Regions from separate parts of the Homo sapiens genome. Here regions 1, 3, 4 and 5 are each linked to region 2. The links are chromatin loops, found by intact Hi-C in ENCODE. Cell type or tissue: endothelial cell of umbilical vein. All regions are shown on one strand. Each heading gives the region's core, and the rest is flanking DNA. Links, peaks and the distances in the headings are about the cores only.

Region 1 (6,177 bases), core at 835-5,834, 280 kb after region 2:
TTTATCCCAGGCCACACAACTGGGATGTAGCAAAGGCAGGATTAAAATCCTGTGCACCTGAATATTAGTCCAGTGCTCTAATTCCGGTATAATCAGGACTCTCTCAATCTGACATGTGCTCTCTCCAATGTTAGAAAACAAAATCTGAAGAGTGGTAACTTGATGTAAGTCAGTAATGTATTGTGGCTGATTAGAAATGGATGACTTTTTGCACAGGAAGTTCAGTGAGGTACATAATAGATTGAACTGGCTTCGGAATAGCCGGAAAGTGCATGCCATGCGCTGAGTATATCAATGAGTCGAGTCAATGAACAGGATACCTTGGTTTAAAACATAGCTTTTTAACAATTATCTTTTATAACTGAAAATATCTACTTTTGCTTGTTTGTTTTTGCCATTAAACAATGATTAAATTTAATTACTCTGTTGACAGGATAGAAATCAGCTGGCTAAACAATGGCACTTCAATGGTCTATTAATTTCTATACCAAGAGTTAATTACAAGTCGGCAAAATTAGAACAAGTTGAATTTCACCTCTGTCTCTGTTTCTTTGTGATATTTTGAGGATATTAAAGAACGGGTAATGGCCAAAATATGGGTATTAGGAAACATAAAGGAGAGAGTAAATATGGTTACGACACTAAACATTAGTGTATGTCATTCTGGAAAGGTCATGTTCTTGATCAGGAAATGAGATTTTAGTGACTTTCTGGTGAAACTTGTGTTCAAAAGAAAGAAATTAGGTGAAAACGGCCAGGCGCAGTGGCTCACACCCGTAATCCCAGCACTTTGGGAGGCTGAGGCAGGCAGGTCACTTGAGGTCAGGACTTCGAGGGCAGCCTGGCCAACATGGTGAAACCCTGTCACCACTAAAAATACAGTAATTAGCCCGGCGTGTTGGCGGGTGCCTGTAATCCCAGCTACTTGGGCGGCTGAGGCAGGAGATTCGCTTGAACCCAGGAGGTGGAGGTTGCAGTGAGCTAAGATCGTGCCACTGCACTACAGCCTGGGTGGCACAGTGAGACTCCGTCTCAAAAAAAATTAGATGAAAACAAACCTCTATTACTTTAGCAAAAAGAATGGAAACTCACTAGTTTATATTTAAATAATCACTATTGTAACTCTAAACATGCCTCAAAAAGAAAAAATTAAGTATTCTACAAAGCTCCATCAATCAGTGACATCAGAAAATCAGGGGCTGTGTGGATAATAAGAAAATGTTTTACATAAAAAACTAAACATTAAAGAACAGAAACTGTAAAAATAAGGGACATAGTATGGAGAATATTTTTTCTCCTAACACTGAAAAAGAATGGAACAGTCATCATTTTAAGATGCTACAAATATAGCACAAAGGAATGGACTAAGTAATCTAGACAACTATCACTTTAAGATGTCACATCTTACATACTTTGGGGGCAGAAATGGGCTTGATAATCTTCCCAAGGACTCTCATTTTGTATAATTACAGGCAAAAGAAGCACATATTTGGGCACATTTGGATCATCTGGTTTATTTGCTATGTGCAATAACTTTAAAATAATAAAAATTAGCATAAAATTATTATACTGATAAAATACAAGTAGAGTTGTTTAGATACTAAAATTCGAGGCAGGCTAAAAGCCTGAAGAATGCAGTTTTAAGATGCAGAATTATACCGGTGTTAGAAATACAGTGTGACATCAGTAACAAATGTGTTGAGGCTACATATTTATTACTGATGTCACACTGTATTACATTTATTAAATTCTCCCCACCTTGCTTTTATGAATACATTTTTCATGTTCATGTAGGAAATAAAAAAATAAATCAATCCTTTGTGCGTCTAATTCTAGAAGGTTTCTCATTTTGTAGAGACAATAGTCCTGGAGCACTCTGGAATACCAATGGCATTTTAACCTAACTAATTAAAAAAAACTATATAACTTAGGTACTGTATATCTTATTAGAAGTGAAATCGTTTATGTAGCATTCCAAACTTAGAGGTTAATAAAATAGACACTAATTCCTTTTATAGATCTCAAAGCAAGGAGTGTAAGGCAGCCTGGGACCATGCCAGGTATTGGAGGAGGAACAGATGACTGTAGCCCATAAATGTTCAGGTGCACAAGAGAGGGGCATGCCATTTAAATGCAAAGGTAAAAATCACAGTTGTTTAGGAGAAACAAAAAAGACAAAAAGAGGCTGGGATGGAAAAGAGAAGACATTCTAGGAACCTCTATGTTCTCTAAGTGCTTTGAAGCCCTCTGGAGCTCCATCACACAGGGCTCCAAGGGCCTGGCCACATTATTAACCACTCTTTCACCAAATGCTTTTAACTCTGTTAGCTGGAACATTTCTCAAGAACAAATTAAGTTTTAAACAGTCAATGGAAAAGTGCTATTTGGTTGCTAGAAGTATTGCTTATTGATTAGGTACATTTTGGCAATGGGAAAGACACTTGCACTTTCAATAACAGAAAACCTAGAATAAGTAATATAATTTCCATTTCCCACCTAAGAATATTAGTGGTCAAGGATCATTTTTCATTTCTGTAAAGAGTCAATCATAAACATCAACAAACATGTCAGATTTCTTTTTTTTGAGTACCTATACCAGAGGTTTTCCAACTAGTATGTATGTGGAAAACTTGTTAAAAGTGCAGATTTCTGGGTCCTATTTCCAAAAATTCAGATTCAGAAGTCCTGGTTAGGCCTTAAGAATTTGTTTTTTAAACAAATGCTCCAGGTGATTCTCATTCACATGATCTAGGGGTCATGCTTTGCGAAATACCACCCTAAAATACATTCTCTCTTTCCATTTTCGTTTGTCACAGCAAATTGTGTTTAAGCAGGCTCCTTAGTGTTAGTTCTGAAAAGCAAGTGAACTACCACACAAGTCAGCTAGAGATAAACAGTCAAAGCATAGTAGGGAAACCTAGCCTTCAAACATGTGTTCAAGGAAATTCTCCCAACAGAAGCTGAATTATCTACCCAGTGAAATCTTCTACCCTCTCCACACCCCATGCCCTACCCAATGTGGACAGCCATCCCTTGACGGTTATCCTTGGTCTTAGGAAGCCCACCTCAATGTTTTCCAGATTTTTACCTCTTTTGGTGATAGTATAGAAATGTAATCTTCATATATCATCCTAGCCTTTTCTTCAATTACTTTTTTGTTCTGCTCCTTCTTTAAGTCTTCACAAGCAAGCCAGAAAAGTAGGTTCTCTTCACTGTATTCTGTTCGGAGGAACTCTCTGAAAAGGTTTCTTCCTGCTGGGGCCTTCATCATCTTGTCAAAATTTTGAGACCAGGACAAGACTTCCTCTGCAGTGGGGTTTTGGCTGCAGAGACAGAACGGGGCCGTGATCAAAGGGAACTTTGTGACCAGTGAATGCTAGACCAGGTAAGGAGAGGAGCAGATAGAAATTCTATCAATTTGCTGCCATCTAGTGGTCAGTATTTTGCCACTCAGTCCAGCCTGATGTGCCAAATAAGTATCTGTCAGGACTACGTCAGTTATTTCAGGGTTTTGACAAAAATTCACACAGGCATAAGAGACATGTAGGGAGACAAGCATTCAAACAGCAAGGGGCCTAAACATAATATGCATGCAGTCATCGTACATTCCTAATGAAGCTTGGAAATGTTCAAACTTTAACAATGTGTTGCAAGTTGATAGAAACTGTCTGTAAGTGACTAAGGACAACATGAATTTTTTCTTTGCCTCTAATCAGGATTTCAATTTTCCAGCCATAAGATACAGTTTTTTTTTCTCATCTCTGGTGGCCATTTTTTTCATCTGTCACTTGATTTAAAATAAGAATACACTGTGTGCACTTGTCACATATTTTCCTAAACTTTAATAATTTTTCTGTTGGGCATGGTGGTTCATGCCTATAATCCCAGTGCTTTGGGAGGCTGAGGTGGGAGGATCTCTTGAGTCCAGGAGTTTGAGGTCAGCCTGGGAAACATAGCAAGATCCTGTCTCTGCAAAAAAAAAATTAAAAAATTAGCTGGGTGTGCTGGCATGTGCCTGTAGTCCCAGCTATTTGGGAGTTGAGGCAGGAGAATCACTTGAGACAGGAGCTTCAGGTTACAGTGAGCTATTACCATCCCATTGCACTCCTGGCTAGGCAACAAAATGAGATCCTGCCTCTAAAAAAAAAAAAGGTTTTTTTCCTACGAAAAGTTAATGTACGAATTGTTAGTCATGAATGGAGTTATCATAATTGGAAGCAGAGTGCTTCTATAATGACACTGACATTGGGGAATTTAAAACTATATACAGATCTTTTAGTGACTAGGTGACTGCAAAAACCACTAGTAATTAATCCACTTGCTTATACATTAAAGAAGTAGAAGACAGAAACTTGGAGAGTCTTATGGTTAAAATGATTCTGATCTTCCTTTCCTATTCAATGATTTACTTAATAATTTTCCAATCTAAAAGACATTTGGCCAAAGAAGTATGTTTATATATATATATAAACATATATATATAAAAACATATATATATAAACATATATATAAACATATATATAAAAACATATATATATAAACATATATATAAACATATATATGGTAAATACATATACACATAAAAAGGTAAATACATATATAAAGGTAAATATATATGTATTTACCTTTTTAACCAGGTATTTCAAATAGATTGTTACTATTCCATAATCTCTGCACTTCCTCATTCACTTAAAACAATTTTTAATTTTAAAAAGCTTAAAAATGACCATGAAGCATCATTAAAACCTTCTCATAAAAAGCAGAAAAAGAAAGCACTTACAATTATATGACTGGACTATTTGTATTTTGATTTTAGTCCATAGGTACCTCTCGTTTGGGAGGCAGCACGTGGGGAGAGTCTGCTCTGGTAGAAAAGGAACCAGGAGTCGCTGGGTGCCCTTCCTCACTCACTTGGACATTCCATATCATTTGTGTGTGTGTTTAGACACTTCTCTTATAAAGAGAAAAACTTGAATTCTCAGAAATGAGAAGTAATGAATTAGGGCAATTTTGGGTGCTAATTCATAAGACAATCTTTATTTTTTTTAAAGAGAAAAGTAAATTTAGATCATGTTTTAGCCAATAACTTAACATAGCTAATAGAAAAATTGCTGAAAAGCAACAGCAATGACAAAATAAGATCTTCCAGATTGAATTTGCATTCACTTCCCAAAATCATTTTGAAGAGTACCATGAAGCAAGGGGTAATACTGAGGCACGCAGTTGATGTAAATGGCATATAAATGCAAGAAACAATAGCTATGTGGTTCTCACACTCACCATTCCTCTAGGACCTGGATACTCTCCATTTTTGTAGTGTGTGTGGGTCTTCCCGCATTTTCCCCTCTTTCTTCATTCCTCACAGTGAGGCTGTAATGTAACAGAACATTTAATTTTGTCAAGGGAAATTCAATCAGTTGAAGAAAAGAATAAATTTTTCTGGGGAAACATTTCACAGGAGATCTTATATTCAACTATGTGAGAATATTTAAAGTATAAAAGAGCAATACCATTTTTAAATGATGGGCAAGCCCATGTCAAAGGGAAGAGAATAATTTTTAAATAAAATTATATAGTAAATCAGACTCCCAAAAGTGGATATTGTTAAATATTCTGACTTCATCCTTACATAATCTGAATTACTGAATATTTCTGAGATATATGATTAAATGCCTTAATATTATATATATATGTATATACACACACACACATATGATTACCTTACTCTTTAAACAAAATGTCATTTTGATTTTTGGTTAATTCTATTCATAGTCTGTTTTCCATTAATTTTCCCCGATTGAGAGCTAATAAGATACAATGTGTCAGAATCTAATACAGATTTTGCTAAATTTACATTGTTACCGATAATATCATTCCTTCAATTGCTAAAATCAAGCTACCGGATTTATATTTGACTTTGTTTTTGCCCTTTCACCCCAGTAAATCAATGTCCAAGGTCTTGAAAGGGACAGACCAGTAACTGAGCATTTGGAACAGGTGAGCATTGGGTGGGAGGGGTGTGTGTCTGTGTAGCATAGGTTTGGGAATTCTACAGCATCATAGAGGACAGAGGATAATGCCGAAGGTTTTAGTAGCCCAGAACAAGAATAAGAATAAGAATTGTCCAATGACAATTGCTCCCTAAAGCTGAGCAGTGCTTTAGGGCAAAACACCGAA
Region 2 (6,177 bases), core at 386-5,385:
CCATAAACTCACACCAGCTTCCCCATCTCAGAGGCTCTTCCCTGGCCTGTGGAGAATAGATGTAGTGGTAGAGGGGCCATGAGAACTCACTCAGAAAATATTCTTGCCAAATCTTCATTCTAACATCTAGACTGCAGCTTTCTTAAGGTTAAAAGCCAGAAATTAGACATGGTTGTTTTTCATTTGATCCATATAGTAAACACAGAGGGTGATTGAGTTGAAGGCTGGTTGCATGGAATGTGTACAGTCATCTCCCAACACCCCGGCAGACGCCTGAAACCACTGACAGCACCTAACCCTACATAAACCATGTATTTTCCATCTGTCAACAAATTGGCTAAGTGACTACCTGGGAGGTAGCATAGACAGCACAGATATGCTGGACAAAGGGATGATTCACATCCCAGGCTGGACTGGGCAGGATGGCAGAAGATTTCATCATGCTATTTGGAATGGCACACAGTTTAAAGCAAATAAATGGTTTATTTCTGGAATTTTCCATTAATGTTTTCAGACTGCTGTTGACCACAGGTAACTGAAATCATGGAAAGAGAAACTGCAGATAAGGGAGGACTACTCTATGTGGTGGGGGAACATATACATAAGAGATGACATTGTGAAGTAGGTAAAATTGGTTTTAAAATCTTTAATACTCTATTTTTCAACTTCCACATCTTAGTATTGTGTGTTCCTGTGATTTCTCTATACCCTTCTTTTTGAAATCTATTTTCAGGAAATCGTCTGATACATACAACCCTAATAAAGTTCGAATGACTTGCAGCACTTGCATTGTTCTTTCTACATGTAATTTGATTTGAAGCAAAAAAATTCTGAGACAAAGGAATAATTTTCTCTAAACTCAGCATCAGTAAGTGGGACAGATAACGAGGTTTTGGAGTTAAGGGAGAAGTTGTCCTCGATCATATCATTTAGATCATTATTTGTTTTGCTTTATATTTGCTGATATATTTTTAGATTCCGAAATGAATTCTAATAGGTAACTTTAAAGGGAAAATTTACCTTTATTGTAATATTATTTTCATCAAATCACTAATATGACAAGAATACAAAATCCTGAAAATAAGTTCAAATTTTCTAATTTAAAAGAATTGAAAGTGTTTATATATACTCTAATATAGATGCTTTAAATATATAAACTTTTAATATGCTATACAAATATACGTATGTATATACATCTTATGCAAATGTACACTTTTAGTAAAAGTATACATGTATATTAAATGTATGTATATATTCTGTATGTTATACATATATACATGTATAATATATTGTATAGAATATATGTATTTATGTATATATAACATATACAGTACATAATACATTATACATTAGGTATATAAAATATATATACGCAAATATATATTTCCTAATACAAGTTATTGAAAGATATTGGATTTAAGACTATTAAAGCAAACATATCATCTTAAATATCTGCCAAACAGGAGGATCTAGGGGATTGAAAAACTTTTTTTGTGAAAGATCAAATAGTAATTATTTTAACCTTTGAGAGCTGTGCAGTTTGTTGCAACTATCCAACTTTGCCGTTGTAGCACAAAAGCAGCTATAGAGAATACATATATGATGAAATGCTTTTATGTTCCAACAAAACTTTATTTATGGACACTGACGTTTAAATTATATATAAGTTTTGGCCAGGGAGGTGGCTCACACCTGTAATCACAGCACTTTGGGAGTCCGAGGCAGGCGGATCACTTGAGCTCAGGAGTTCCAGACCAAAGCCCGACCAACATGGTGGGCACCAGTGGTCCCAGCTACTCTGGGGGCTGAGGCACGAGAATCGCTTGAATCTGGGAAGCAGAGGTTGCAGTGCACCAAGATTGCACCACTGTACTCCAGCCTGGATGATAGAGTGCATGAGACTCCGTCTCAAAATAAAATAAAATAATAACGTATAATTGTCATGTGTCACAAAAAGTTCATTTAATTTTTTTAACCATTTAAAAATATAAACATCATTCTTAGCTTGAGAGATGTAAACAAACAAAAACAAATGAATGAAGAAACAAACAAACAAAATCCAGAGGGGTCAGTCTATTTAGCTCACAGCCTGTAGTTTCCAGACCTCTGATCTAGACTTACCCACTCAGGATTACCAACGCAGACATTGGCTAAGTCTCAGGACTGGAGGTGAAATAGGGTGAATTAGGCAGGTAAAACCACCATAAAAAGAGGCAGAAGAGCACAAGCTTAGGCATTTAATCCATAATAAGAATATGGACCCTCTATTAGTATTTTGCACTAAAGAAAAAAAGGCAAATTTGGATTTCTGCTAATATCCTGAGCTTGAAAATCCCTTCCATCTAATTTCCTTGCATCCAGTATGTTTGAATTTAGAATGCCAGTTTTATTTCCCTGCTCTTGGTTCTGTTGGTGAAAAAAGGGGAGAGGAGATGCCAATATTTTTATGAGCTGTCAATTTCCATATCTGACCTGCTAGCATCAAAAAGGTGATAGCAACAATTACAGAATATTACCAATTCTAAATTGAAAGAATGCTGACTCAAAATCAGACGGTCTATCTTCCAATCTCGTATTTGTTATTAACCACCTGAGTGGCAAAAATTACTGAAACTTTCTGGAGATCAGTTTACTTATTTGTAAAAGAAGGATCTTGAAGATTTTTCTATCCATGTGAATGAATTATAGTTCCCCTTATTACAAACATCACTTTACTGAGAAGGCCTAAGGCAAAAATAAACTTTGCCAGAAATGTAGGCAAATTATGGAAGAATATGTCAAAGTACGGAAAAGACACATTTAAACAGTAAATTCAAGTTTGTATCTTTGTACTTATTTACTAAGTTTTATGGTAACCGAGAATTCAGGATAAATTTGACTGCAGTACTTTTTCTTATGTTTATTTTTTCTGGAAGCATCCAAAAGTTAAGCTGGCTACAGGACCTCTGGTTTACAATTCATTTCCTTGAAAGAAAAGAAGAAATAAACACAATTCTATAAAGTCTGTGAATTAAAACTTTGAACCTGCAGATGGTGCTATGATTCCATTTTCAAATTGTTTTGCTTTCTAGTTTAAATTCATAAGAGAAAATGCAGTTGTTTGGTTGAGTTTACTTTTATTCAGAGGTAATAAAATTGAATTATTTCTTTTTATTTTATCTTATTATTATTATAATAGAAGCAATTGTCTTTTGTATTGGGAAAAGCTACTATAGTTACTCTTTGTAAATGCTAAGTGCTTGCCTAGGCCAAATAATGATCAGCTTTACATCTTTTATGTTTAAAATTTTTCTTCTTATCATTCAGCAGTCATTTGTCTGTGACCCTCAATTAAGTTGCTTTGCTGTTTCTGCTCTTAAATAAAATTGGTTCACTAAGAATTGGGTGATGAAGAGCTAAGGATAAAAAAATTCCATATGAGAACTGTTTCAACCTCTAGTTTGTAATAATCAGGTAAAAAAGATTTCCTGGAATTAAGCCACAGGAACTCTGGCTTAAGTCAGAGCTGTCAACTGGGAAACAAATTTCCAGACATTTTGAAACTTAATTCATTTAATTTTTCTGGTAACTGGATTAGAAAATATGATTAAGCATAGCAGGATATTCTTTTACTGGATCAGTCTGACTTTGAACGAAGGAAATAGATACTACAATCTTAAAGTAGAAGAAAGAGGACTGTAAAGCCATTCTGTCTTATGAAACTTAGAAACAAAATGTAAAAATAATACACATGGCAGAAAGCCTTTAAAATAAAAGGAAAAATGGCATTTTCCTCTGTTGTTTAGGAAATTTTTCATGTGGCTGCATTTTTACCTTAAACTCTGATTGAATGTGTGCTAGACTACCTTTAGTTACAAATCCACAAATAGAAGTGAAGTATTTATCAAAGTACTATATAAATGCTTTTCAACTATTTGAAGCCACCTGTCAAGTGATTGAATCAGAAATGTTCAAAACTGGTTTGAGTATGTGTGTGTGTTGGGGATGAGGGTAGAAAACTAATTCTACATTATGCAAAGACTTATAAAAGTGATGAGGAAAATCTTTAAAAAGAAAAGACAATTAAATTCCTTGAGGTATATAGCCTGACAACAATTTATTTTTTGGATCATTTGACACAGTGTATGTAAAAGTGCATTGGGAATTGTGCCATTTTATACAAATATGAAATAGCACTACTTGTACTGCTTTGTACAACAGCGTGCATATCTTACTATCTTAGAGACTTTCTGAAACACTTATCTTGGAATTAGTTTCAACAAAGACGAAATGTAATAATAGGAAGGTGAAAATTATCTCTAGAGCTTTTAAAGTTAGGATAGATTTCAAGAAAGATTAAATCTGGAACTATATGAATAGCATAAAAATTAAAAATATTAAGAGAATTGATACTTTGTAATAAAGTATAATTATACTTTTATAAGCGTAATGAACATAAGTGTTTGTTGCTTTATGCATTTGTTTCTACACATGAAGTCTTTATTTTCTGAAGGAATCCCAATGGCCCTGGCTATAACACTACAATCATTTTCTTATTTTACAATTAATTAAAGGTTAAAACATTTCACATTGAGCTTGCTACTTTGTTTGTTTAAAGAAAAGTAAATTTCCTCTTATCTTACATTTTGAAGTTGCTCACTATAAACTTATATAAATTAGGCATAATGACAATTAAGTAAGAACTTCAAGCCCTATTCATCCCATGGCCGTCATACTGTGACGTCTTTCAGAGCACTTTGTGATTGCTCAGTCCTAAGTATAAGCCCTATAAAATGATGGGCTTTGAAATGCTGGTCAGGGTAGAGTGAGAAGCACCAGCAGGCAGTAACAGCCAACCCTTAGCCATTGCTAAGGGCAGAGAACTGGTGGAGCCTTTCTCTTACTCCCAGGACTTCAGCACCTAAGACAGCTCCAAAACAAACCAGAACAGTCAGCTCCGGGGGAGCACGACTGGGCGAGGTAAGTGAAAACTTTACCTTTCCTCTTCTTTTTCCCTCCTGCCTCTGGAACTTTTCTCACAAAATAATGAATTTTTCTCTCTTGAAAAGAATTTGATAGTGCTTTGCTTTTGCAACAGCAAAAAACAAGTTTCTCAAGTCACCTGGTAAGGATAGAAATACTTCAATTTCTCTCATATGGATAGATTTTCTGAATTCTTTTGTTTGTAAGATGCTTTACCCTGCTTGCTCTTTTACTGAATACTGATTTTTACAAATAATTCATTCAAGTAAAGTTTACTTGTATGTAGATTTTTGACTGAAAATTTCAGTGGGAACATTTGCTTTTGAAATTTTCAACTTATTTTTAAAGTGCTTTTTTTTTCCTATTTCGTATGTTGGTTAAGTGAATCTAAGATGCATTTATTTTTTCCTTAAGTTTAAATTCCATAATTTTTATAGGCAGCAAGAGAAACAGACCTTACTCCTAGGCTTTTAATCTAGAAACTAGAAATGAAATGTGTAAGTTGATTAAATGCAAGAAATGCAAGCTTTGCTTTTAATATATATTTTCCTCTTATGGAAAAATTTATTTCAATGACAACATATGATTCAGTAATATTTTGAGTATTAATATTCACTACTGAGTTAAGAAGTTCAAATCCAGGTGTAAGGAAATAAGTTTCCGTAATATCTACAATTGAAAGAGGAAAAAGTAATGTATATACAAAATCTTTTTTAAAATTATATGTATATATACACATTATATTTATACATTTGCACACACACGAGCAGAATAATTATTAAATAGATGATACTCTAGTCTTATATTAGTCAGATACTGAAATTTTAAAGCAGAAGAAAATCAATGTCTTGAAGCTGTTTCCTTCGTCAAAAAATACACTAAGCTTGAGTGGTACATCCCTGTTATGAAAAGATTGTCCCCAGGGTTATTTCCAGCACTATAGAAGTATGGCATTCAATAGATACTGGGGCCAACCATGTGCCCAGACAGCAGGTGAAAAGGATTCTAATTTTTATTCAAGCACCTGTCACTGAGAGAAATACTGATTTTTGAATGTATCATCTTGCAATTTAACTCTTTCTACAAGATGAAAATTACTCTTTACAAACTCTGCAAGAGCCATTGAAAATTACTGCTAGACAATCAGAATTACCTTGCTGGTGACATCTTTGGCTGGAAGAACTGAGGTGATTCTCTCTCTTTAGAGGCACAGAA
Region 3 (6,177 bases), core at 555-5,554, 120 kb after region 2:
GCTTAAAAGAAGACATACAAATGGGTCACAGGTATGTGAAAAAATACTCAACATTACTAATCATAAGAGAAATGCAAATCAAAACCACAATGCGATAATCATTTTATCGAGTCAAAATGGCTATTTAAAAAAAGACAAAATAATAGATGCTGGTGAGGATGTGGAGAAAAGGAAACCCTTATACACTGTTGGTAGGAATGTAAACCAGTACATCCCCTGTGGAAAGCAGCATGGAGATTTCTCAAAATCTAAAAATAGAATTACCATTTGACCCAGCAATGCCACTACTTGGTTTCTACCCAAGCAAAAAGAAATAAACTCATGAAAGGGATACCTGCACTTGCATGTTTATTGCAGTATTATTCACAATAGCAGAGATATGAAATCAACCTAAGCATCCATCAGTGGATGAATGGATAAAGAAAATGTGGTATATATACACAATAGAATATTATATGACCATAAAAAAGAATGAAATCATGCTATTTGCAGCAACATGGATGGAACTGGAGGCCATTATCTTAAGTGAAATAATCTATGCACAAAAAGACAAATATCACATGTTCTCACTTATATGTGGGAGCTAATAAATTTGATTACATGGAGGTAGAGAGTGGAAAGATAACAGAGACTGGTAAAAATGGGGAGGAGGATGAAGAGAAGTGGCTTAAAAGTGCAAACATACAGTTAAATAGAAGGATTAAATACAGTGTTTGATTGCAGAGTAGGGTGACTATAGTTAACAAAAATTTACTGTACTTTGACTTGATCACTCTGTCTTATATACATGCAAGAGCATTTCACAAGTACCCCATAAATCTGTACAAATAAAAAAGACACAAACATTTGCTCCAGTGAGGATAAAATATGATAAGACGAAAGGTCTTTCCTTAAATAACAGTGTGAGCTAACCAGAGATTATCAACTTGATCATCTTTTTTCCCTCTGATATAGACCAACAAATGATTAGTTGTTTGTTGTTATATGGAAGCATATTATAATCAAACAGATACCATTGTCTGAATTTGCTGGTTTGGCTAGTCTAGTAATATACAATAAAAAAAAAAAAGAACTACAACTAGAAATTAGAATTCTAGCATTTCAAAAATGCCTTTTACATGCATTATTTTATTTATGCATCACAAACCCTAAACATTAAAGAAAACAGACCTTTCCTACCTACCTTACACTACAGTAAGACACCAGGTGCTCACAGACACCAAGATTATTGTTTGAAGAAGTGTGTAAATATAAGCCTCCAGGACAGCTTATTCCTAGTTGGTTTTTATTTCAAGACATTATATGGGAGTTGGCAGTTATACATTATAGACATTTAATAAATATAAGTTCGATAAATAATATTATTAAGAATTTTTATTAATAATTATTATCAAAATTATTATTCTTAATAATAAATTTCTGATACTTGGTGCTACAATTTCATTCAAATCCAATATGCTTACATGAGGTCTGCCTATTTGAAAGGTTTTTCATCCACAATAATAATAATTAAAGAAACCCTCAAATCAAGTGCAATGAAGGGTTTCTTTCCATGGAAAAAATTCTTTAAACTACACTCTAAATTCCACAATAAAGAAATGTCTCATTTCAAAAATCAATATTAGATTCTTCTCACAACAACAAAAGTACATTAATATTATGGAAAGTGCTCTTCAGAACTATCAGATAGCAGAATCCTGGCATGTCATTGTTATTCTTTCTCCTTTGTCATCTTTAATGAGAAGTCCTTTTATATCACGATGTTATGTTTTAGAATATTGAAAACATATCAGACAATAGATAAAATATCATCTGGCTCTACAGTGAATCTTTTAGAATTTTTATTTTTAATGTGCTTAGATTCTGCATCTGTTAATTCCCAGTTGATTACTCAGAATTGTTTCTCCTGCCAAATACCAACTACCAAGTCTTTATTTTTATTTCTAAGTCCTGACGGTTCCTCTCCTAATAAACTAAGAATATGAAAACCTACAGAAGGAATTACAATTGCCCTACCTTACAGGATTGTGTCAAAGTTAATGAAATAATCAACTATTAAGTTCATTAATAGTTCATGACTTTCATAAGACAGGTATGACAATAAATGCAAAGTTTTACTCATCACACCAAAGTGTCATCATTTATGCTTTGTCAAAAATTAAAAATATGGCATAAAAACTTTCCTGAAATCAGCTGATTGTTCCTAAAAGAATGACTGTTGCTTTCATTTCTTGTACTGAAGTATATCCATTTACTATGACCTTTAATAATGGAGACTTTTTATTGGGTCACATAATATACTAGTATGTGTCATAATAGGCCCATTCTTGGCGCAGTGACTAGATGGAGCACATTTAGCTTGGCTACTGGACAGCCTTCATCAGCGACTCATGATGCTCATCTCTACAGCCCAGAGGACATTTAAAGAACTAAATAAAGATATAGAAGGCGGCCCCTTCTCTCATCAGTAAGCCTTACCATCTAAGGGACACTCTGGACATCGGAAGATTCCAAGTCGTCTCTTATGGTATAGAAATATTTGTAGAGAATTTTCGAAAGACGGATGATTTATTTCTGTCTTTCTCTCAAAACACCCCGGGGCCAGTACTTCATCACTATGTCTAGGCCTTGTATTGCCTAAAATAAGCATCCACTTACAAAATGGTGGTTTCTTCCTTTATTTGGAAAGGAAAATTCTCTGAAACAACTTACCAAAGGCTTCATCTTCAATGGGGCCATCTATTAGTGACATAGTTGGGAAAAGCCAATTAATGCAAGGATGGTGCATAACTGCAAATAAGCGCAATACAATATTATACAATACCTTGAATTACTCATTTCAATTGGCCACTTGAGGGCGCCAAAGCAGAAGCAATAAGAGTCCTTAGTCTTAGCACTTCAGAGAACTGCTTGCTTTCTCTACATTTCTGTTTACACAGATGGTCTTGCTTCAAACACCACTGCATGGTAAACAGTATCTTTAAAACTGGCAGATATGATAAGATGAATATTTTCTCATTCCTGCTTTTGGTTACTTCTAAACTGTGCAACAAAGCTAAGAGTTTGTGTTATCGCATGGAAACACATTCCTTTATTCTCAGCATGAATTTCGCATGAAACCAAGACTTCCATCCAAACACACTGAACATAATTTAATTCATTTTCTTTCATACTTCTTACTTCACCTTCAATTTTTTATGACTATTTCTTTCCCACTAGCATTTTTCTACTACTCTGACTCCATTGTACAATCAAGGATTTAAATTCCATTTGTTACATTAGTCTCAAAGCCATTTAAGTAACGACATAGCAGTCTGCTTGCTAGAATGCTATGGTGGATGCTTTAGTCTTCCTTCTTTTCAAGAGCCATGGTGCTTTGAAGCTTTAAGCTCTTATGTCTTTATGCTCTTTATGTCTTTATGATCTTTAAGTTCTTATGTCTCCATATTTTGATTATTTATTTACATATCTTTTCCTATTAAACTATGAGTTCTTTGAGTGCAAGAAATGGGCCTTAAATGTACCTTTCTGTCTTCTGTGTAAGCTCTCAATAATAGCTGGCTAAGTGAGAAAAGAAGAACATGATTCCTGATCTCAAGTAGAATTTAGTCTGATAGGGAACGTGAGTCAGGCACCTTGAAAAGTTAAATAATATTAAAGAAGTTAATACAATGTCAAAATATGAGTTGTCTACAGTGGTGTTGTCCAACAGAAACATAACTGAAAGTTTTCTAGTAGCTACATTAAAAAGGTAAAAGGTAACAAGTAAAAATAATTTTAATAGTATATTTATTTAATCAAGTATACCCAAAATATTATCATTTCAACATTTGACTGATATAAAATATTTATTATGATATACTTCACATTTTTTGTCTTTGAAATTCAGTATGTATATCTAGATAGATAGAAAGTTGATGGATGGATGGATAGATAGATAGACAGATGGATAGATAGATAGATAGGTTTTTTTGTTTGTTTGTTTGTTTGTTTGTTTTTGAGATGGAGTCTCCCTCTGTCACCCAGGCTGGAGTGCAGAGGCATGATCTCGACTCACTGCAACCTCCGTCTTCTGGATTCAAACAATTCTCCTGCCTCAGCATCCCAAGTAACTGGGATTACAGATGCCCACCACCACGCCCAGCTAATTTTTGTATTTTCGGTAGAGATGGGGTTTCACCATGTTGGCCAGGCTGGACTCAAACTCCTGAGCTCAAGTGATCCACCCTCCATGGCCTCCCAAAGTGCTAGGATTACAGGCATGAGCCACTGCACCCACCCTGAAATACAGTGTATATTTTACACTTAAAGGACAACTCAATTCAGACACAATATTTTCATCAGAAATACTTGATCTGTGCTGAGATTACTTACAATTTACAATTGAAAAGTAGATTCACATGCTCAAGTTGTTCCAAATACATTTTAAAACTTTTCCAATAATTTGAGTACCAAAACATTATTTTTGTTTAATATTCATATGCACATTGACAAAACTGGTTTGTTTTTTAAAAAGAATTGTTTAGACTTTGAAGCAAAATCATATACCTTTAAAACTATAGCTCCCCAAGTTAAGTAAACTCACTAACTGTTAAGTCAACCGGTTATTAACATTGAATTCAGACTATTGTGTAAATTAAAAATCAACTCCTAATCAATCAATATCAACAAAGCATTCTTCATGTTTTTCATGTAGTTTGTGCAGCCAATTTATATAAAACTGTCAATTACAATTAAAATCTTCTGAATACTGATTTATAAATATTTGTAAAATCTTTAGTATTGTTTAGAAGTATAAAAAGGTTTAATTTCAACAGAAGTTCTCATGCATGTCTACCTAATCACAAATATGCTTTTTCTTTCTATTGGAGCTTCAAATTTATATTATTCACATGTAGTGTGGTATCAGTGACAGAATATAAACCACATTGTCATTTCTTTTGTCTTTAATTATTAAATATATGGTAAACATTTATTAGTTTCAAGAAAATCTTGAATTGGAGTTAGCAGCACAGGAAATTTTGTAAAAAGTCTTCCATGACTTAATGCATGAGCTTTGGTCAAAGAACTTAAGATCATTAGAGTCCTAATCTCGTGTTTCTTTCAGCAGTCCTCTAAACTTGCAGTGATTCCTAGCATACACCCATATGTACTGAACAAGCATACCCATTAAATATTTCGAGGAGTCTGTCTGAAAAAACTGCATACATACTGTATGTATCATAGCACAGAATGAAAGAAGAAAGAAAAATTCTCGTTTTAAAATTCCAGTACACTAGAGCAGTTTCATCACAATAGAAATTATTTTTTTCATAATTAGCTTAAATTCTTCTTTGGAGATATGAAAGAATCAAAAATATCTATGCCGTGCAGTTGTGAAACCACACTTCTTCATATCTTTGGAAGTAAATCCTTTGAGACAAAAGGCACCCACATTGCTAATTGAACACTATCTCTTCTATTGCAAGACTCAACTAAAGTGAAAAGAAAGTGCTTTCAATTTTTCCAATTTGGATTCATTAGATCATTGATACGGTTAGAAGGGTCTTGTATTATGAAGCAACTGTTCGGTTAATTAAGTGTAGATATTTCACTTTTTATAAAATACCTTTTTAAGGCTTTTCTGCAAGATTGGAGAACAGAAGTTCCATATCTGACACAGTGACTCCTTTTACATTCCTTCATCTAAAAATGGCTTTCTTTTTCATACAAATATACAAGCCATTTAATAGCTGGCCCTAGTTACAAGGTCAGATTTACTTAAACATTATAATATTTTCATTGTGATGATTGGACTGTTCATCCTTATTTTTGCCAACTAATTTTTTTAATTCTTTTTTAACTTGTAACTGTTGAGAGGAAAGTTATTATTAAATTCACTGTGTATTTCCTGAAAATACATCTAAATATTATCCACTTTATTAACATAAAATCTTTTTTCACAACAGCTTTGAAAGCTTTTTAGGTTTTGCTCTGCCACAACAAATTGCAATTGCCATTCATCATTGGGACATATCTTCTTCCAATTTCTGTCTCTCACTCTTTCTCTCTCTTCCAGTCTTCTGGGCATAGTGCTAGCTTCTGCAACTCTTGATTTTAAATCAGCAACATGCCTTCATTTTAAATCTAAAAATATATGTCCATACTTACTTTTTAACAAGAAAAATAATTTAATTA
Region 4 (6,177 bases), core at 712-5,711, 200 kb after region 2:
TCCCATTGATAATGATCTAAACTATTGATATCGAGGGAATTCTCCAATTTGACTACATTTCCAAAGATCACTACAGCACTGCCAATGCATAGAAGTGCAGTTTCTATGGACTCATCATTGAAAAACAAGAGGGAGAGAAAAAAGCAGTTAGCACAACTGTCTTCAAAAACAAATACAAAACTATTTTCAGCAGAATAGAGCACCTGCTTTATTGAAGTAAATACAAAATAGAAAGGTAAAGCACAGTATTTTCCAGGTGAACTCACTGCAGCCACTGATGATGTCAGTTTGTTTCCTTCCCTTTTCCTTTGGCAGAAGGGAAAGAATCCTCAAATGTTCAATGAGCCAACCAATGCTGCCAGTTTATTCAATAACATTTGAAGTAAGGACAAAACATTAAAAATATAAAATCTATGGCCTTGTGCAAATTCATAGCAATTTAATGGGAAAAACAACACTATCATTTTGGTTTTGAACCAAACCAAAAGTTATTTAAGAGATGATCTAACCAAAATATTCTATATATTACAGATGAGTCAGTTTCAAGTCACAGAGGCACAAGTGATGGCTAAAATGCAGTAACCAGGTCATATTTTAAAAAGAAAAAGTTCAGTTTTTCAGATGAAAAATCATGTGTAGATGAAGGAAAATTTGTAAATCATTGGAGGAAATCACTTTATTACTATTGTTATTGCTAGTTTATTAATAATTTTTAGTTGTACTGGACTATACAGATATGAGTGAACACCAAAAAAAACTCTACCAAGATATGCAGGTACTAATACTCTGGTATAATTTTTAAAAGTAGGCCAGGAGCTGTGGCTTATGCCTGTAATCCTAGCACTTTGGGAGGGTAAGGCAGGAGAATCACTTGAGTCCAGGAATTCAACACCAGCCTCGGCAACATAGGGAGACTTTGTCTCTACAAAAAAAAATAAAATTTGAAAAACAAATTTTAACTATTTACAAAGACAAATATCTATTTTTATTATAAAAAATTATATTTTGGTGACTATAAACTTGTGAAAAGACATGAAAAGGCATAACACATTTTATAAAAATGATTTGTATTTAATGATATTACATATAAACCACTAAAATGATAGCTATAGATGTCTACATATACAAAATATGCATATATGCATGCATGTATAATATATGTATACATGTATTATATATAGTATAGTATATTAAGCAGAAATGTTTTTCAATATATTTCCATGTAACTAAACCTTGTATATATCACTGCAGATTTCTTTGTCTTTTCATAGACAGAAATATTTTATAACTTGACATGAGACATCTGTCACAGAGAATGACAGTCTCATACATTTTAGCCTGGCTCCCCACCTCCGCCTTGGATTCAAGAAAAACATTTTGATGATTCACGCACAGTGTAAGGATAATATGACAATAAAATGACTTCAGGCTATGTAAGCCCATAAATAAAGGGAAATCAAACCTTTCATACAAGTAAATCCACGCAAGAAATCAATTTGTAAAATTGAAAAAACTTCTTCTAAATGGGCATGATGGGTATAAGTCTCTAAAAAGAATAAACACATCCATTTGCAGTTTCATTTTTTAACACATTCTCTCAGAGTTTCACTCAACCCCTCCCCAAAAAATATTTTGGAGTTTTATGGTGCCCAGCATAAATTTCCTTCTAATTTCTTGCTTTTGAAACATTCTCAATGTGATGTGATTTATTAGTTGATAGGAATCAATCATTTGTTTTCCACAGTTAACCATATCGGCTAGAGCAGAGTTTCCCCAACCTTAATATGCATATAAATTACCTGGGGACATTATTAAAATGCCAATTCTGATGCAATAGCCATGGGATGGGATTCCATTTCTGGTAAGTTTCCAGGTGACACCGAAGCTGCTGGTCAGCAGCCTGCTCATCATATACTGAAGGACTAGAAGATTTTGGCTATAGTTATTTGTTTTCTTTCCCTCTCATACACAGGCATTCAACAAACATGCTGAGCATGAACTGTGAATCAGCCATTGAGCTCTCAGAAAATGTGAATTTAAATGTAAGCAGCTTTATGAAGATTTTTTTTCCTTTATATTTTGCTTATTCCATTCGGTTATGGAAAATAGACTTCAAAATGCCTAAGGGAAAATATGATTTACGAATATTTGTTAGACTTGATTGAAAGTAACTAATGTTAAGTTATTTTTTTTTCAAACTACCATTGAAATCTTGGTGAAACAATCTTCTTAAAGCCTTACTAAAAAGAATACCTTACAGTCTCACTCCTAACAGAAAAACTCAGCCAGGCAGTTCACTTATGAGAGTCAACCAAAAGTTCATTTTCTTCAACCCTGTCAAAAGAAAGTTGGTCTGCAATTAGATAGATTTGGGTGAAAGTACAACATATTTCACTTACTTGTATGACCCTGGGCAACTTTTATCAACTTCCTGAGTCTCCATTTTTCTTACCTGTATACATGAGTTAATAAAGTTATCTTCCATTCATTTAAAACATATTTATTGAGCACCTACCATGTGTTAGGCACTGTTCTAGCACTTGGGATGAATCAGTGAGCAAATGAACATAGACTTCTTCCTCATATATCTCTTGGATAGAAATGATGTACATTAAGTAGCCCTTGCCACACGCCTAACACTCTCTCTATTTAGTAGCTTTCAACTCTTTGATGCTTTCCAAGTAACTCCCAGGTAAGTAAAACTGTCATTTTCTTAAAATTTGAGATCATTTATCCTTAGTGCTTTATTATATGCCAGACATATTCCAAGTACTTTGGATATGTGTCTAAACTCATGTAATCCTCGCAGCAGCCCAAAAGGAAGATTGGTATGCTCATTTTACAAGAAGAACACTTACTCAGAAAGGAAATTAAGGAATTCTCCAAGATCACAGAGCTAGCAAATAGCAGAGCTGGGATCCAAACTCAGTTTGGCCTCAGACACCCCACTCTTAACCACAACACCTTGGAGTAATGAAATTAGAACCACCGTAAACAAGTCCAGAAAGTTACACTTCGTGTACTGAATAGCTCTAAACTGTGGATTAGCTAGGCTTATTGTGCCCTCTGGTGGAAATCCAATGAAGTAAATGAAAAGGAATATTAAGTGCAATAGAAACAGAAAACGGCGAGTTTACTGACATCCTGAGCTTTTGAAAAGTTTTCAAGCTCATGAACATGGCAGGAAAATCTTCCAGGAACAAGACAAGAATACCAGCAAGAGTCTAAGGAATCAGCAGGCTGTAGATGCCTCGCACGCTGACTCCACACAGCAGAGCCTTCAGAGTGACAACTGTGCAAAGGAAACTGAAGATAAAATCTCAAGGGATAATATCAGTGTTAGCAATCTTAGTAGAAATAATTTTAAGTAAAAACATATTTATCAGCGTGCCAAAAAGCATTATCACGAATCTACTGTACACCACCTTCTCAGGAATGAATTGCTAACGGGAAATGTGACGTTCTCTTTGTACTGCTAGAATTGTCAAGATTCACGGGTTTCTGAGACGATGCCCTCCTAAGGCCTTAGGAACCACTTCCGCACTCCTTACCCACCCCTTAGTTCCAGGTAAAGCCTATGTGGAATAATATATTATTTCTTTGTTCATCAGAGTTTGCAGTCAAGCAATTAAAGTCAATGGGCATTAAATGCAAGTTGACTGGTCCAACTCAACGACTGCACAGCATTTTATATGAAGTTACTAGTGCTGTTCCTGTATACGGGCATCTGAGGAAGGGCGGGAACTGTTACTGTCCTCTTCCCTCTTCCCTTTGGTCTCGAAAGTGACAAGCTCCTTGTTGCCAAGAGATTCTCAGAATGACTCTGTCACTATCCCCTGTATTCCCTGTAGTAGTGAGAAACTGTTACCCTCAACTACCTTCTTTGGCTAGGGATTCTCCTTTCTTTATTGCGGTCTCTCAGGAAGATGGTGTTGACACTGGACATTGCTTGTGCATCCATCTTCTGAGACTGTGTGACTTTTATGTAAATGTTAGTTTATCTAGAAAGAAAGAATATGATCTTATATGCCTTGTCCTAGAAAATTAATTTTTCAGTAGAGAAATCCACTAGCATTATACCATACCCTTCTCCAATTCACCATCTACTTATTTATTTATTTTTTTAAATGTTCATTTATTTATTTATTTATTTTGAGACGGAGCCTTGCTCTGTCACCAGACTGGAGTGCAGTGGTGCGATCTCAGCTCACTGCAACCTCCGCCTCCCGGGTTGAAGCGATTCTCCTGCCTCAGCCTCCCAAGTAGCTGGGACTACAGGCACATTCCATCACGCCCAGCTAATTTTTTTGTAGAGACAGGGTTTCACCATGTTGTCCAGGATGATCGTGATCTCTGACCTCGTGATCCACGCGCCTCAGCCTCCCAAAGTGCTGGGATTACAGGCGTCAGCCACCGCGCCCGGCCCACCGCCTACTTATTTAAAATGCTTCTAATTTATGGGAGAATCATTTGAGCCCAGGAGTTTCAGGCTGCAGTGAGCTATGGTCATGCCACTACACTCCAGGCTAGGCAACAGAACAAGACCTTGTCTCAAAGAAAAAGAAAAAACAAAAAAGTTTAGTTAAAAAGATTAGCACTAGTCCTTAAAAATAAATAACTACTTAGGTGTGTTTAGAACTCGGGTCACTAATGCATGTCTTTCTCTGGGGTGTCACAATCTCTAATGTCGCCCCTGAGTTTTCCCTTCTGCTATCCTATTCTTAGGGCTTTAAAAAAGTTTTCTATGGAATTTTCCTAACTCTTAGAGCGAAATAGATATTGGTTTTCATAGTATGAGGAGAAAATAAATTATGACATTTACTTTTTTTCACAGTAGCAAAGGAATTTCTGAAGGCATCTGCCTTCCCACTCTGAATTCACACAGTAATTTGCTAGTGTACCCCTCAATTGCCCTTACCACTTCTCCAGAAACCACATAAGCTTCTTGACCATTTCACCCCTGAAACAATCCCAGGACATAATACAATAGGTTGCACATTTTAAAGAGGGGAAAGAAAAAAAAAAAAGGGCAATGATTTTCATGATTCAAGATTCCCTTCAGTAATTTATTTGTTCTGATCGTCTTGTTAGGAGTAATTTTCCTTCCGTTCCATTTTATATTTTGCTTATTTTGCATTTATTTCATTTTATCTTCTATTTTAATTAGTATATATTTTTGGTTTTTCTCCCTGCCTCCTAGACTTTCTCAGGTGGACTTCCTACCTGGCCATACAACCCAGAAACTTATTTACGTGATAATTTTCCTAATTTCCTCAAGGAAGGTACATAACTTGTACCATTCTAGATGCCTAGGAAAAATGTTAACTCATTACATATAATAGACGCACTAGGTTATGAAAGCTCAGTTCTCTCCTGGACACCTGGTTGAGAAAGACTCTGCATTAGACGTCACCCAGCATAGTTCATTATGCATAGAAGGCACTCAATAAGCGTTTTTGTAAACAAACAGATAAATGAATGGCTCTAAACTTTTAAGTGTGAGCTTTGAATTCATTTTAAGATCCATTCAGTCCACACTTTAACAGAATTATTTTCTAGTAGTAAGTTTACTTTCTCTGCTTATCTACTGAGGACAAAAAAGCTTTTCAATTCTCAGAAGTAAATAAAATATGAGATAGAAAATTTAGCATCAGATTATTCCAGTCTTATCAAAATTCTAGAATTATGTATTAAGGGACTTCATTATTTTGACTATCATACACGTACAGATACTTGTAAGCATTAACACTTTGGCCTTAATAAAAGATCTACAACAGCTACACTCATTTATTTTGTGTCAGAAATTGCATTAGTATTTTATCTGTATTTTCAAATTTAATCATTTTGTTAATAATATCAGATAGGCAATATTGCCTTCTCTTTATAAGTATGAAAACTGAAGCTCTTAGATGTTAAAAATTTGCCCAAGGTTAAATAGTATGTGGAAAGGTTAGAATTGCAAAGCAGAGATATCTAATGGTAAAATATCATTCTTTACATTTTGGGACACTATTATCCTACAGGTACTGTGTGTAAATAAAAGTTCGGATATATCTAATATATGACTATGTACCCTCTTCTACTCATGGATACAGTTATCTTTTGCATATTGTCAACATAAAAAGAATTGTATTGGCCAGGCGCGGTGGCTCACGCCTGTAATCCCAGCACTTTGGG
Region 5 (6,177 bases), core at 487-5,486, 150 kb after region 2:
AGGACATTAATTGAGATACATGCTTCTAATTCCCCTTACTTGTATAGAAGTACTGTAGATTAGAGAAAGGATTTCCAAAACTGGGGGAAAAAAGAGTCCCTAAAAAGCAGCACCATAAAGAATTGTAAAAGAGGAGAATCATGTCCTCAAATGTTAAAAGAAGACTTATGGATTAGCCAAGGAAATTCTCACCTTTAAAGAAAAATGAGACATTATGTCAATGATTATGGGGAGGTGGGAGAAAGACAGAAATGCCTCAGAATTGTCTGGATGGTTTTATAAAACCACACCACACACCACACACGTGCATAAACACACACACACACCACACATATGTACCTGTATGATCTGATGTGCTTATGACAGTGGCATGACTCAGAACCAGGGCCATGATGAACCACTACCATTAGGGGAATATGTCTTATCCCTCTGGTGTGCTGGAGATCACAGAGTTATTTAAAAATCAGAGGGCAAGTAGCAGAAGAACTAAGGCAAAAGGAGATGCCTTGTAAAATACATTAACAATAACAGTTAAAGCAACAGAATCAACTCCCACCAATGGAAGAGTAGGGTAAGAGTAGGATACCCTGGTACTTGCCTCACTGAAAATCATCTAGAGCCAATTTAAAAGGAAAGCACAAACAACCCTCCAAAACAAATCCAACATAATCATTTTGTGAAGGGCAAAAATAGCCCCCAAATTACAGAAATGATGCATTTTTTAATTCAACAAAAGACAAGATCAGGAAAAAAATGAGAACAGAGGGCTATAAGTGAAATTTTTGATATTATGCACTTATGAGACACTGAAATATGCAATCCATTTTATTTATTGCTGTGGAAAGTAGTGTGTATATTACTTTATAGTAGAGTTCTACAGGTATAAATTTTATAATTGAAATAGATATTAATTATTACACATAAATGTTACTATTTTTTATTTGAGTTTGGTTATTTTTAGTTAGAAACTGCCTATAGTTTAACCCTGATAACACGGTTAAATTTTTACTTACAAATATAGTAAACTAAAAGAGCTTTTTCATTCTAGCATGCCCATATTGTGGGCTTATGTTTTCACCCTCTGCAATATTCCAAACTTGTCTTTAAAGGAAAATGAGACATTCTATCAATGATTATGGGGAGGTAGGGGAAAGACAGAAATGCCTTAGAATTATCTGGGTGATTTTACAAAACCGCACCACACAGACGCACACGCGTGAGCAAGTGTGCACACATGCATGCGCGTACACACACACAGACGTAGAAGTCCTATTTCTTCAAAGTAAAAACAAGTTGAGTGTTCATACTCTGTATCAGAAAAAAATACCAAAAGTTTAATGAAGAGCTTACTCCCCTTTTGTTTTAATTTACTGAAATCATCTATCTATATATATTTTTAATTGTCAATATTATTTTGGATTTTATCTTTCCAACTACTGTTTTCTTGTTGCTCCTTGAAGAAATTATTTTGGGGAATATGAAGCTTCATGTTTACAGATTTGCAGACCCTTTGATAACACAAGAGGATGACAGAACTGCCTCAGGTTATCTTCTGAGCTGGCAGACTTCTCAAATTTGCACAGACACAACCTTTAGTGACCTTTGGAGCTCTGAAACTACATGAATCATCATTAAAGGAAAATTGAACCAAAGCCACTGGGAAGTTCCTTTTTCAGAGGATTAACTTCGTTTCGTTTCATACATAAGCAATGAAGGTATGTATAGATCCATGTCATTTCTCAGGTCGAGTTAAACTGTCCTGTGATTTAAAAGTTATAGTATGTACATGATTTTATTTGAAACTCTATATAGCTAATAAAGACAAAGAGAACAGCTAATTCGAAATTGCCTGCACAAGAAAATTAAAATTTCCAAAATCTATTATAATTTTGTCACTCTAAATGAAGATTCATGTGACATGTTGGACTCCCATACAGAAGACTACTTCAGGACTGTCTTTCTATAATTACGACTTTCACTTCATTAATAATTATAATGCCTTTTCCTATATGCATCTGTCCAACAGCAAGTGAAGACAGGAATTGCCTGACCTTACACGACAAATAAACTCTCAATTCAAATCATAATGAAGTTGGTAAAACAGTTTGGCTTTAGGGAGATGAAGATGATGTATTGTGGGGAAAAAAGTCTCTTATTACTAAGGTATATTTTATCCCCATATAAAGTAGCAAAATAATATTATTTATTCATAAACAAAAAAGAGTGATCTAAAGGTTTTCCCAAGTTATTTTAGATTGGTGCAAAAGTAATTGCAGTTTTGCCGTTATTTTGATGGCAAATAATATTAACACATCAACATATATAGGATATCAGATCTGAATTTAAAAGGTCAGTTTATAAATTGTATATCGTTCTCTCCAGATATAAAGTGGATTCCAGCACTCTGCACGCCTGAGCCTCTGCTCCTGTGACTATCCTGCCGCCTCTATCCTCACTGCTGCCACCTTGAGGGAGATCGTGCACCTGCAGGCTGGTGAGTTTGGCAACTAGTTCTACGGGGTGATCAGTGATGAGCATGCCATCGAGCCTACTGGCACTTAGCATGCGGATAGCAACCTGCAGCTGGAGTGCATCAGTGTGTACTGCAATGAGACCACAGGTGGCAAGTATGTGCCCCACGCTGAGCTCATGGATCTGGAGCCCAGCACCGGGGACTCTGGTGTGCTCAGGCTCCTTCGTGCAGATCTTACGGCTGGACAACTTCATCTTCCATCAGAGTGGTGCCGGAAACAACTGGGCCAATGGGCACTACGCAGAAGGTGCGGAGCTGGTGGATTCGGTACTGGACATTGTGAGGAGGGAGGCTGAGAGCTGTGACTGCCTGCAGGATTTCCAGCTGACCCACTCCCTAGGAGCAGGGACTGGGCCTAAGAGGGGTACCCCTCTCATCAGCAAGATCCCAGAGAAGTATCCAGACAGGATCTTGAACAAGTTCAGTGTGCCCTTACGCAAGGTGTCAGACATGGGGGTGGAGCCCTAAAACATCACCTTCTCAGTCCACCAACTGGTAGAAAACACAGATATGACCTATTGCATTGATAATGAAACTCTCCATAACGTCTGCTTCAGAACCCTAAAGCTGACCACACCCACCTATGGTGACTTGAACCACTTGGTGTCTGCCGCCATAAGTGGGGTCACTACCTGCCTAGGCTTCCCCAACCAGCTCAATGCTGACCTGCAGAAGCTGGCTATGTACATGGTCCCATTCCCTACCTGCACTTCTTTATGCCTGTCTTCACCCTGCTGACCATCCACAGCAGCCAGCACTACCAGGCCCTCATAGTGCCTGAGCTCACCCAGCAGATGGTTGATGCCAAGAACATGATGGTTCCCTGAGACCCCTGCCATGGCCACTACCTAAAGGTGGCCACAGTGTTCACGGACTACATGTCCATGAAGGAGTTGGATGAGCAAATGCTTAATGTCCAAAACAAGAACAGCAGCTACTTTGTTGAGTGAATCCCCAACTATGTGAAAACAGCTGTCTGTGACATCCCACTCTTGGGGCTATAAATGTCTGCCACCTTCAACATCAACAGCGTGGCCATCCAGGAGCTGTTCAAGCACATCTCTGAGTGGTCATGTTTCGGTGCAAAGCCTTTCTGCACTGGCACATGGGCAAGAGCATGGACTAGATGGAGTTCACCAAGGCTGAGAGCAACATGAACAACCTGGTGTCCCGGTACCAGTAATACCAGGACACCTCAGCCAAGGAGGAGAGAAAGGTTGAGAAGGAGGCCAAGAAGAAGGTGGCCTAGAGCCTTCAGACATGGACACTGGGTAAAGTGGGGAAGCAGTGGGAATTCTATTTACTCACAATCTTTTCTCTGATAACCAGGTCTCACTGTGTGTACACTTGGAGCTCTTCCCGACTTCATAGCACACACTGTACCGACACCATCATTAACAGCATTTTCATAGTGAAAAGAAAGTGCATCCCCCAAGAACCATCTCAAATTCATCTCTGTTGGCCAGGCGCAGTGGCTCACACCTGTGATCCCAGCACTTTGGGAGTCCAAGGCAGGCGGATCACCTGAGGTCAGGAGTTTGAGACCAGCTTGGCCAACGTGGTGAAACCCCATCTCTACTAAAAATATAAAAAAAATAGCCAGGCATGGTGGTGCATGCCTGTAATCCCAGCTACTTGGGAGGCTGAGGCAGGAGAATCTCTTGAACCCAGGAGGCGGAGGTTGCAGTGAGCCAAAATCATGCCACTACACTCCAGCCTGGGCAACAAGAGCAAATCTCCATCTCAAAAAAAAAAAAAAAGTTAATCATTTGTCTCTGTGAGGCTTTGCAAATTTCAAAGCATCCTCGGCATTCTCAGGGGGCTTTCTCTCCTGAGCCTCTGGGATGCATCTTAATCAATTTTATTGCATTTAGTTTGTAGAATAGGTAAATTTGGACAACATGTCAATATCCTAAAACACTGAAAATCCTAAATCCTTGAGGGTGGAAGTTCTTATCGCTTCAAACATACTAGTGCAGGACCTGGATATAGTAGGTGCATGATATTAAAAAAAAAAAAATCAAAGTAGAGATCTTTCACCTCCCTAGTTAGCTGTATTCCTACATAAATTATTTTTTGTGTGTGTGGCTATTGTAAATAGGATTGCATTCTTGATTTGGCACTCATCTTGAATGTTGTTGGTGTATGGAAATGCTACTGTTTTCTGTACACAGGTTTTTTGTGCCCTGAAACTTTGCTGAAGTGGTTTATTAGATGTAAGAGCTTATGTGCAGAGACTCATTAGGGGTTTTCTAAGTATAAAATCATGCTGTCTGCAGAGATAGTTTGACTTCCTCTCTTTCTATTTGGATGCTTTTTATTTCTTTCTCTTGCCAAATTGCTCTGCCTAGGCCCTCCAATACTACATTGAATAGGAGTGGTGAGAGTAGGCATCCTTGTCTTATTCCAGTTTCAAAAGGAATGCTTCCAGCTTTTGCCTGTTCAGTATGATGTTGTCTGTGGGTTTGTTATAGATGGCTCTTATTATTTTGAAGTATGTTCCTTAAATGCCTAGTTTGTTGAAGGTTTTTAACATGAAGGGATGTTAAATTTTATCAAAAGCCTTTTCTGCATCTATTGAGATGATCATGTGGTTTTTGTTTTTAGTTCTGTTTACGTTATAAATCACATTTATTGATTTGCATATGTTGAACCAATCTTGCATCCCAGGGATAATGCCTACTTGATTGTGGTTAATTAGGTTTTTTGATATGCTGCTGGATTATTAACTTTTCTATCAGTGTTTGAATAAAGTAAAAGTCATATGCCTCATGGAAATGCCATTGAGAAGCTTCTTAGAAGTTTGGATTCCTGAATTACATCTTCCATAGACTTCCCAGAATCCACATGACAACAAAATGTACACTCCACTGGTACCATTTAAATTAATAGAACATTGTGCTGGAATTAAGTTGAAAAGCACATTCTTAACATCCCTATTTCAATGATGTAAAAAAAAAAGAAGAAAGAAAGAAATGAAAAGAAAATAAAAAAGAAAAGAAAGGCTTCCTAGAACATCATGGACTACGGAATAAAATTCAAAGAACTCTTTCATTCAACACAATGTAAATTATATTATGGTTCCTTTCCCAAAGCTGACCCTTGCTTATGACATGTTCTATATTCATAATGTTCGTATTCATGAGACTGTCACCTGATAACTTTTGCATAAGTTGTTTGCACCAAGTACCACGACAAAAGCATTTTCATTGTCTTTTTGTTAAAAAACTGATACACAGGAAATAAATCAAGCAAATCATTACATTATCATCATCAGTCCAAATTGTTCATATGTAGATGGAATAAAGTCTTTTATTATTCCAAATATTTTATAAATGTTTAATTGGAATAGTAAAAAATAGAATATTTCCAACTTATTAATTCATTCTCATTCTTTCCTTCTGACCAGGCTTAGGAAACAGAAAAGCAATTTTCTTACCCTACTTCAAAGAGTCCCATGAGACTCATTTCCCCAACAAAAAACTCCCAAATCATCATTAAACCTATAGGTAACAGAAACAAAGATGAAGTTAGTGAGACAAATAATAGCCAAGCCTATGATGTAACAAAAAGTTCTTTATTCTCAGAAAGCTCTTTAGTAAATGAATTGTTCTGTTTGTGAGATATCAGTCTAGACTATAATT

The links. A loop is a pair of places that touch in the nucleus more often than their neighbours do. Peaks named below come from ENCODE experiments on the same cell type or tissue, not always from the same donor. Only the 100,000 strongest peaks of a DNase experiment are listed, where the experiment ranks them.
Region 1: a loop joins it to region 2, with 7 times the contacts of the local background. A loop is called at or near these places in 14 of 110 quality-filtered maps.
Region 3: it touches region 2 in a loop (5-fold over the local background); 6 of 110 quality-filtered maps call a loop at or near these places.
Region 4: it touches region 2 in a loop (5-fold over the local background); 26 of 110 quality-filtered maps call a loop at or near these places.
Region 5: a loop joins it to region 2, with 4 times the contacts of the local background. A loop is called at or near these places in 9 of 110 quality-filtered maps.

The regions. Positions count from the first base shown.
Region 1 is chr6:153,021,174-153,027,350 of GRCh38, forward strand. It overlaps RGS17 (regulator of G protein signaling 17), which reads right to left. Exons shown (of 5, transcript NM_012419.5): 3 at 5,281-5,370; 4 at 3,089-3,323. Among named protein-coding and RNA genes, the nearest start is that of MTRF1L, 22 kb to the left of the region's middle. In endothelial cell of umbilical vein, for the core only: a CTCF peak has its summit at 3,423 (motif pointing left); a DNase peak (open chromatin) is centred at 3,438.
Region 2 is chr6:152,746,001-152,752,177 of GRCh38, forward strand. It overlaps VIP (vasoactive intestinal peptide), which reads left to right and starts at 4,797. Exons shown (of 7, transcript NM_003381.4): 1 at 4,797-4,959; 2 at 6,168-6,177. It also overlaps a transcript of MYCT1 not described here. In endothelial cell of umbilical vein, for the core only: a CTCF peak has its summit at 3,014 (motif pointing right); DNase peaks (open chromatin) are centred at 3,021 and 4,891.
Region 3 is chr6:152,861,205-152,867,381 of GRCh38, forward strand. All of the region lies in intron 1 of LINC02840 (long intergenic non-protein coding RNA 2840), which reads right to left. LOC124901439 (a long non-coding RNA gene) reads left to right here and starts at 2,376. Exons shown (of 2, transcript XR_007059821.1): 1 at 2,376-2,527. RefSeq lists an enhancer at 2,906-2,955. In endothelial cell of umbilical vein, for the core only: a CTCF peak has its summit at 2,880 (motif pointing right); a DNase peak (open chromatin) is centred at 2,867.
Region 4 is chr6:152,945,310-152,951,486 of GRCh38, forward strand. No RefSeq gene overlaps it. Among named protein-coding and RNA genes, the nearest start is that of FBXO5, 35 kb to the right of the region's middle. In endothelial cell of umbilical vein, for the core only: a CTCF peak has its summit at 3,067 (motif pointing left); a DNase peak (open chromatin) is centred at 2,942.
Region 5 is chr6:152,895,527-152,901,703 of GRCh38, forward strand. It overlaps the pseudogene TUBB4BP7. Among named protein-coding and RNA genes, the nearest start is that of LINC02840, 23 kb to the left of the region's middle. In endothelial cell of umbilical vein, for the core only: a CTCF peak has its summit at 2,481 (motif pointing left); a DNase peak (open chromatin) is centred at 2,465; H3K27me3 peaks cover 215 bases.